Regions from separate parts of the Homo sapiens genome. Here region 1 is linked to region 2. Evidence: read pairs that join two places in POLR2A ChIA-PET (ENCODE). Cell type or tissue: MCF 10A. All regions are shown on one strand. Each heading gives the region's core, and the rest is flanking DNA. Links, peaks and the distances in the headings are about the cores only.

Region 1 (4,410 bases), core at 136-4,135, 56 kb after region 2:
AAATGTATATGAAATATAAATAAATGTAGTGTTTAGACTTTGGTCCCATCCCCAAGATGGCTCATTTTATATAATATATATCTATATCTATCTATCTATCTATCTATCTATCTATCTATCTATCTATCTATCATCTATCTATATCTATCTATCTATCTATCTATCTATCTATCTATCTATCTATCTATCTATCTCCAAATAGTCCAAAATTCAAAAAAATCGAAAATCTGAAACACTTCTGGTCCCGAGCATTTTGGAGAAGGGGTACTCAGCCTATTTGGGTTTTTGGTTCCTTTTGAGATGGTCTACATCTCATAATTAGGTGAATGTGTTATGTTTACATTGTTTTGGAGTTGGGCCTCAATCAATGTTTGTTGGGTTAGCTAATAAAACTAATCCAGTTCATTCGCATTCTGTGCTTTATTTAAATTGCCAATAAAGCATCACCATTGTCTGCCCTCTATCAGAGCTGCTCATGCATGGGCTGTTTTATATTCATATTGGAGAATGCAGCAGACAAGGCTTAGTTATCTTGAAATCCCAAGTACCTTGCAGATAGTGGGAACCCAATACATATTTCTGCAATTGCATGAGATCAAATGGCTTTTAAACCCCTTCAGAATGACTCTAGGGGCAGTGGAAACCTAACCTTTCCTTCTGCTATCACAAGCTGATCCATAAAGAGCCTCTCTGTGCTACCTTGTTATTACTCATCCAGAGATTTTCAGAGCTTTGTTCTCTGCAAGGCAGGCCAGTGGATGTGTGGATGACCCAGGAATGTTTGCTGCCCTCAAGGAACTCATTGTCTCATGTCAAAGAATTGATACTCAAGAAAAAAACAGGAGATGGAGTAAAAATGTGATAATGTGGCAGCAAAAAGGTAACTGCAAGAGCTAGAGGAGACTAAGGCAAGTCGTCATTTTTAAAAAAGTATTACATTTTGTATTGACCTATTAAAAGATAAACAGATGAGATTTTCACTTATGAAAAGTGTATGACCTTCAGTTCCTGATGCAACTTTACTGACTCCCTACTTCGATGGTACCTAAGAAGACAGAAAAAGATGAAAACTAGCCACAATGAAAACTAATATTGAAGTAAAGCCCATGCAGGAATCTAGGATCATTTACCACTGTATCCAAGATCAATGGAGCTGCTTTAGGAAACTCAATTAAGAAAATCTATATCCACACTTTACCTCCTAAAGCAGGTTTCTCAACTATGGATAGATGGTGGAAAAAAAATGTCATTCCATCACTGCCTATCATATGATTCAAAGACCCTGAATCTTCACTAAATAGAAAACTGGTGAGCTTTTAATGCATAACTACTTTTGAAGATCCTCTTTGCCCCCATATCTCTATATCCATATGAATAAAATATCTGACTGGAAAGGGATGGTTGGGACTGACTGTCACATTGCATCGTGGGAAATATGGCTCCCACAAAGGTAGGAAAACCCTGGGAACAATGCATGCTAGGAACTATGGTTTTCCAAATACTGCATTAGTTTAGAATATCAAAAATTTGGCAGTTCATGTGGGTGCATATGTTAATCCCATATAACAGAGCCACACTATATGCATAGCTAGTTGATACTGAGAACTGAGCTGCAAGTTAGAAACAACCACTAGAAGAATTTAGAAGAGAATTTGATCATCATTCAAAAGGATAATGATAGACAAGGGAGATCTATACAACCTGTTTATGGACATATACCAGGTTCCCAAAGATCTCTTTTTGCTTAGAGGATGAGTATAGAGGACCTAAAACCCACCAAGGGGACCATGAAGAAATACTACAGAATGACAGAAAGCAAAAATCATCCTAAAGTTTTGGAAGAACAGATTTCTGAAAAAGATTTTATGTAGAACTTAGAAAAAAATTTTAGAATATTATGTGACATCATTAATAGGATGCTAGAGGGTATGCTGTTAATGAAACAGGAGCAGAAAGTTATCAAGAGAATAAACCAAGATGAAAACAGGATGAAGTAAAAAGATAGTGAGCCGAGATGAAAAGGAAGCTGGATAATATAATTAAGAGTTGCAAGGAGACTAAAATTATAATAAGGTAATCAAAATTTTTACTGGAGACAGAAGAAAAGGCTTGTCTGTTCAGTATAAGAGGTGAATCACTAGGGTGAAGAACTCTCTTGGAAATACTCTCTGAGGATACAAGAGAAAAATATAAAGAGACAAAAGGATGAAAGAAAAGGTGGTATATAGGGAGAAGGAGGAGTTACAGAAATTCTTAAGGAGCAAGCTAGAACAATTGGAGCTGTGCATGAGGGTAAAAAATAATTTTGGGTGAAGGAAAAATGTTATAGGTGAGAGAAGAATGGATCAACATAATAGAAAATAATGGGTAATAGCAATAAGAAAGAGTTATTGGGCATTTACTATGTGGGCATTTGTCTAAATATTTTATTCATTAACACTCATAACCTTAGAAAATTATGATCTTCACTTTACAAATAAGGAAATTGACTCATGGAAAGCTTAGGTAACTTGCCTAAGGTCAAAGAAGCAAATAGCAGAGCGGGGACTCATTGCTAGGTAGTCTGGCTTCAGGCCAATGCTCTTAACCACCACCTTAGAATCATGAAAAAAGGACACATGTAGATAATATCAGCAAACATTTTAGTTACTCAGATGAAAAAAATCCAACAAAAATACTCAGGCAAAAATAAACAAAAACAAACAAAAGCAAGTCATTTACAAAATAACTAAAATTAAGCTGACCTAGCATTGCTGAAGTTTCAGGGAAAACAACTACACACAGCAAATCAGTTTGTAGTATTTGACACCTAGGAATTGCATTTCTAAGATTCCAGCTTAAGAAAATAGTCAATTATATATATATATATGTGTGTGTGTGTGTGTGTGTCTATATGCATATATATCTCATAAATACACATATACATATATACACATATATGTATATATGTATTTACACATATATATGATGTCTGTTATATATACATAGATACAACTTATGTAAAAATGGTATTTATCACTGTGATTTGTAATAGCAAAACTCCAGTGAGAAATACCATATAGATTTACATATAAAATATATAGTTAATAAATTATTATTGTTATATATAGTGAAATTATTATATAGTCATTTAAATTACGTTTTGGAAGACTTTTAATGACATGCAGAAAGTTCCCTGGTAACATGTTAAGACAGACACTTCATATAATTTGATCCCAATTTATATGATAAAAATATGTATTAGCAGTAGTTATTTCTGAGTGGTAATTTCAGGTGAATTTTTGTTTTACTCCCAAATTTTTCTGAATTTTATAAATTTTATTTAATAATGGTGAATAGCATTAAAATAGAAAAAAAAACAGTCTTTGTAAAAGATCAACAGCTAATGCTATCCTTACTAAGTAAGGAGAAGGCCCATGGTGATCAGTCAAGAACCTTTGACCCAGGAGGCTAAACACAGCTCTGCCCTCATTAGGTGGAGAAGCTTATGTCTGGTCCTTAATCTACATGGAGCTTCCACTCCTGAAAAATGGTTTCTCCTTCTGGGAAAATGGGAACTACTATCTTTTTCACTGTGGATTTTTCCCCTTCAAATAATCCAGTGAAAATAATATGAAAGTTATTTGTAATTTGTCAGCTCTATGCATGTGAAGCACTATATTTAGAAGATATTTGTCATTATTTGGGGAATTCCAGCACCCTCTGAACACACTGCCTGTGTTTAAAGAGTTTCTCACCTTCTGAATCTGCATTTCTCAAAGACAGACAGTGGAAATTCACTTTCTAAACATCTCTTACAGTAGGACCACAGGCAAGTGACCTAGGCTTGGTCAATCAGATGCTCCTATGTGAGACTTGGATTGGAAGCTAGTGACACAAAGAAGCAGGCACAGAGAGAAATTCCTTCCAGTGAGGCAGCTATGACTGAGGAGGCCAGCTTCCAGGCACAGCAGAGTGGGAGGGTCTAGGTAGGGCCTGTCAGCAAAACAGGTGACTAAGAATGTGCCTGACAATTAGAACAGTGAAGTGTCCGCTACAGTGGTCAAAAGCTTAATGGGGACTTTCTTTCCTCTTTATGTAGTCTCCATGCCCATGAATTACCCAACAATCTTAAATAAATACATCATTTTTTCTATTTAATAAATTAGTTAGAGTGGATTCTGTTGATTAGAGCTGAAAACCTGACTCAGACATAGGCCTTGGTCCCAGCAAATCTGGATTTGAGTTCTGCTTCAGCTCCCTATCAACAGAGTCACAAGTTCTTTCTAGGCCTCAGTTTCTGCATACAGCATCTTATTTAATGACCACAATAACCCTATAATCTTGGATCTGTCTTCTCCACTCATACTCAACTGAGACAATCCAAGCGCTTTACTTATTCTCAATTTAAAGTCATACTTACTAGCCTAA
Region 2 (4,410 bases), core at 88-4,087:
GGCATGAGCCACCGCGCCCGGCTAAACTTTTTTTCTTGAATTAATGGTGCAGAATTTTCCATTTCTGGTAAAACTCTTTTGAATACATTAAAGGTGAATTTTCTAAAAAAAAACAAAAAAGGGGGTAAAATGAGTTTCAGACAATGTGAAATGGTGCTAAAGATTTTATTTAACGCTTTATTAATAAAGGAACCAATAAAATGATGTAATCTGTTCAAAGTAGAATCCAAAGGGCAGATATACCTAGATATCAGGAGTATTAGAATGCATTTACCAATTTTCACTCACACAACTGGCTTTGGGGAGAGGCAGGAATGAAAAAGGAGGATTATCCCGCCACTGGATGGAATTCATGTATATACACAAGAATTATTTTCGTTGCTATCAGTTAGTTACAATGTACAGATCTATAAAATAGCTCAAAATTAATAAAAAGCTAGCATCAGATAACCTGGAAGGGTATATGCTAAACAATGCATAGTTTTGCATTGAAGATACACAGTATTCTTTTCTGACTATTCCATATTTCCTTACGAATATTTTAGCAATCACTATATCATCAGGTTTCTCTGTTTTCCAGTCTTTTGTCCTAACTCCATTGTAGTAAGGATATCACTTTAAATTTTTTTAAATGCAAATAAATCTAAGACCACTATTGTCAAGTTAATATCCACTTGGTACTTGTATGATGAATTATTATAGTTGTGAAGGTAATATAGTTTCTTATATGCTGAGACTATGGACCAGAGTTGGCTGTTAGTGCTGAGTACATAAGACATTAACAAAAAAGGATAATGAAAATGACCATAAATAGGAAAACGCTACCATGCCGCTTAATATTTTCCGAACTTTGAGTCATGATTTACTTGTGGGTCATGAAATCAAAGAGTGATAACAAAATTAAGAACAGAAAATATGAAAGTGTAGTATATATGGTGAAGTTAAGAATTGGTTCATAAAACCTTGGTTGCAGGATGTGCTCTGGGTCACAATGTGAAATCTACTTCTGCTATAGGTCAGAGTCAGTGGAAAGTCACTATTGTAGCCGGTACCTAACATGTTAAAGAGAAAGTCTATATAGTCTTACTCAGTATGAGTCACCACTGGACAATATTCAATATTCACCACCTCCTCAATATTCAAATCCTGGATAGCCTGAGAAAGTCAATGACATGCATTGTGCTGAGATCATGTGGTTCAGGTTAGAACAGTTTTTCTGGGCTTTGACTGAATCTCACAGATCTAAATGTGTTTTTATTGCCATGTTTGCTAAATGTCCTTGGTAAAGAGTGGAGACTCCAAGGAACACTGGTCAAGGTATGTCACCTTTTCACTAAAATAAACACAACTTTATTTCTCAACTAGGAATAGTGTCAACATAACTGAAAAATTCAAATAAATTTTGAATTGCTTGAACTGCCTTTATTATATATTTTATAGATTATCTAACATCAAATTATGCTATGATCACTTTTATTCAGTAACTTACTGATTTTGTATGTTTTTATACAGAAATGGATTATCATTCTAGTAGAGCCTGGAGAGTTCAAACTGTCTGAAAGTTCTACCTAATCTTTTCTACCTAATCAATGCATAAGACACTGGTAACTTCTTAGGCACTCTCTCATAATCTCTGCAATTTCCCTTCTGTATTCTGAAAGTAAACATCTATTTTTTCAATCTGTTGTAAGCTGCCATATATACAACAAGCTTATTACATCTTACAACCAGACTTCCACTTGTAAATTGCCTCCTCCTCCTCATATAGAAATTCTGGAGCTGCCACTCATATTTCTTCAGAATCCCAGTGACTCACTGTAGAATCAGCTCTGCCTTTTCTCAATTTCTGGCATCCTTCAAATATCTTTCAGATGAGAAATGGGGTTGAAATTGGACAACATTTCTTTCTACCATCCCTTGAGGACAAGATTTCAAAATCTTTACCCCCAGGCTTTCAAAGGCCAGGCCTGTAATGCCAAATACATGTGAGATGTTCTCCATTATGAAGTCCCTTGAATTCTAAATTTAAATCTCAAAAAAATCTAAATCTGAACTTTTTTTTTCCTGTCTCCCAGAACAGCTGCTTTCTCCTACTGACTTTCTGTGTTTATGAAGATCCCTTGTTTTCCCAGACTTCAAGACTCAAAACTTCAAGATCATATTGGACTCCTTTTTTGGTTCTCACCTTCTCCATTTAATCCATCATGAAAGTTTACATCACTCAACCAATTCGAAATCTGTCTGGCTGGGCTCTAAACCTACTTCACAGTGTTCATTCTGGCAAGAAGGTGTCATGAGAGTGTCTCTTGATTGACTCAATTGATGAGACCAGAAATAAATACAACATGACATCATGGTAGGAACAGTTTTCTATCTCTAGCTTAAAATAAATCTAAAACATAATAGGAACTTATTAGGAAGAACAATGGCTTTGTAATTTTCTGTCATTTAAAAAATAAAGAAAATTCTCCTTTCACAGGATTATTAAATGCTCATTCCAAAGTTTAAAAAATATTACTTGTATATGACTATATTTTATTTCACTTTATAGTAAGTTCCTTCTATAGTCCTGAATATATGGGTTGCTAGTTAAAATTAAAGCAGCCTGTAATCCTACTACTTAGGGAGGCTGAGGTGAGAAAATTGCTTGAGCTCAGGTTCAACACCGGCCTGGGCAACACGGCGAAACCCTGTCTCTACACGAATTACAAAAATTAGCTGGGTGTGGTGGTGTGTGCCTGTGGATCCAGCTACTCAGGAGGCTGAGGTGGAAGAATTGCTTGAGCCCAGGAGGTTGAGCCTCAATGAGCTATGATCACGCCACTGCACTCCAGCCTGAGTGACAGAGTGAGACCCTATCTCAGTAAGTAAATAAATATGTAAATAAAACTAAAGCAGAGACCATGATTTCCTTTCTATTGTTTTCTAATTCTTCTTTAAATGAGTCACTTTGCACTTTTCTTTTCTACAACTGGAAAATCAACAAATACATTTTAAGCTACTGAGGGCCAATAGGTTTCAATTTCCTTATTGGCTAAGATTGACGGTTACTACTTGGAGTGCTGTGTCAGGAAGAATTGTGAGTCACAACCAGGTCCTGCCAGAAGGAATACTGTGCTCAATTAGTGAGGTCCTCTGTGGGCTTGAGAAGGGAACATGATGGCTCGCATGTCACATGAAGCAAGAATCAAGGCCAATCTGAAAGTAGAACAGAAGAGTTTGACACTTAGATGGCATACTTGAATGCTATGTAATTAAGGCTTTTGTCACAAAAGTGGCTATTTTGCCATCCTGTCACAATACTGAAATTCTAGGATTAGCAACTTTTAAAGACTTTTTGAAACCTTTCACTAGTAAAAAAGTTTTTGAAAACTTTCACTATTAAAATACTACCTTTATTGTTCTTATTCTGGGAAAGTGAATGGGTTTAAGTCATTATCAGCAAACAGTTAAGGAGGAAGTAGTCTATGAGATTGATTTTCAACCTTGAGTGTGGATGAAAGAAATGATCTTTGTAATGAAATATGGGGTGCATTTATTAGAAGGAGAAAGTGAGAACCAGGAGGATGAAACTGTGAGTAGAAAGAGAACTGAAATTGGAATTGGATGGCAACAACGATGTCTTTGTCTCCTTAAGAAATAGCTTCCCATCTCCTCTTTGAAAAAAGCTTTAAAAAAAAGTAAAAGAAAAACTAATGAAACTAAACAAAAAATAAAAAGAAAAATAAATCAAACCTTGGTGAGGTTCATCCTTAATATTCTCTAAAAAGGCTCCAAATTTTCCTCGTTCTTTATCCCTTACTAGGTCAGCAGCAGCATATCAAAGAAGCACAAACAACTTGCTGAATTCGATTCTAAGTGGGCATAGCTTTGTGCCTGCTAAAAGGAAATAAGGATTTAGGCCCTTTAGATATAATGGCGACAGCAACAACAGCAATAAATACAATGGCCACCACTCCTGAGTGTACCATGTCTTGGTTTTGCTCTGAAATGCATGTACATGCTGGATCTCCTTTAATTCTCATCCAATCCATGATGCATCACTCTAATTATCTCTGATTTACAGCTGGGCTTCAGTAGTCTGCTTAAAGTCATGCAATGAGCAAATGACAGAGCCAGAATTTAAACCCAAGTCTTTCTTAGGCCAAACCTTATTTCTACCTTTCTCCCTTGCCTGTGTTCTCTTTCAGTTTCTTACTGAGACCTAGGTAACTATCCATGTCAGCTCTAGGGCTCAGACAAGATGAGTCACACTTGCAGGAAATATGAGAGAGAAAAAGCTACAACTCTATAGCATGAAAAGTGATTTTCATATTGTTTATACTTAAATGAGACGCTCTGCACTAAAATTCTCTCGTTTCCACACTTTGTACGGATATATAAATTCTCCCAAAATAGGATCCAGGTGCC

What was found. Peaks named below come from ENCODE experiments on the same cell type or tissue, not always from the same donor. Only the 100,000 strongest peaks of a DNase experiment are listed, where the experiment ranks them.
Region 1: POLR2A ChIA-PET joins it to region 2 with 5 read pairs; 3 of 35 experiments call an interaction of 5 or more read pairs at or near these places.

Annotation. Positions count from the first base shown.
Region 1 is chr5:143,975,515-143,979,924 of GRCh38, forward strand. No RefSeq gene overlaps it. Among named protein-coding and RNA genes, the nearest start is that of HMHB1, 170 kb to the left of the region's middle. In MCF 10A, for the core only: no CTCF peak of the experiment used is centred there; a DNase peak (open chromatin) is centred at 2,547.
Region 2 is chr5:143,919,850-143,924,259 of GRCh38, forward strand. No RefSeq gene overlaps it. Among named protein-coding and RNA genes, the nearest start is that of HMHB1, 110 kb to the left of the region's middle. In MCF 10A, for the core only: no CTCF peak of the experiment used is centred there; DNase peaks (open chromatin) are centred at 1,862 and 3,082.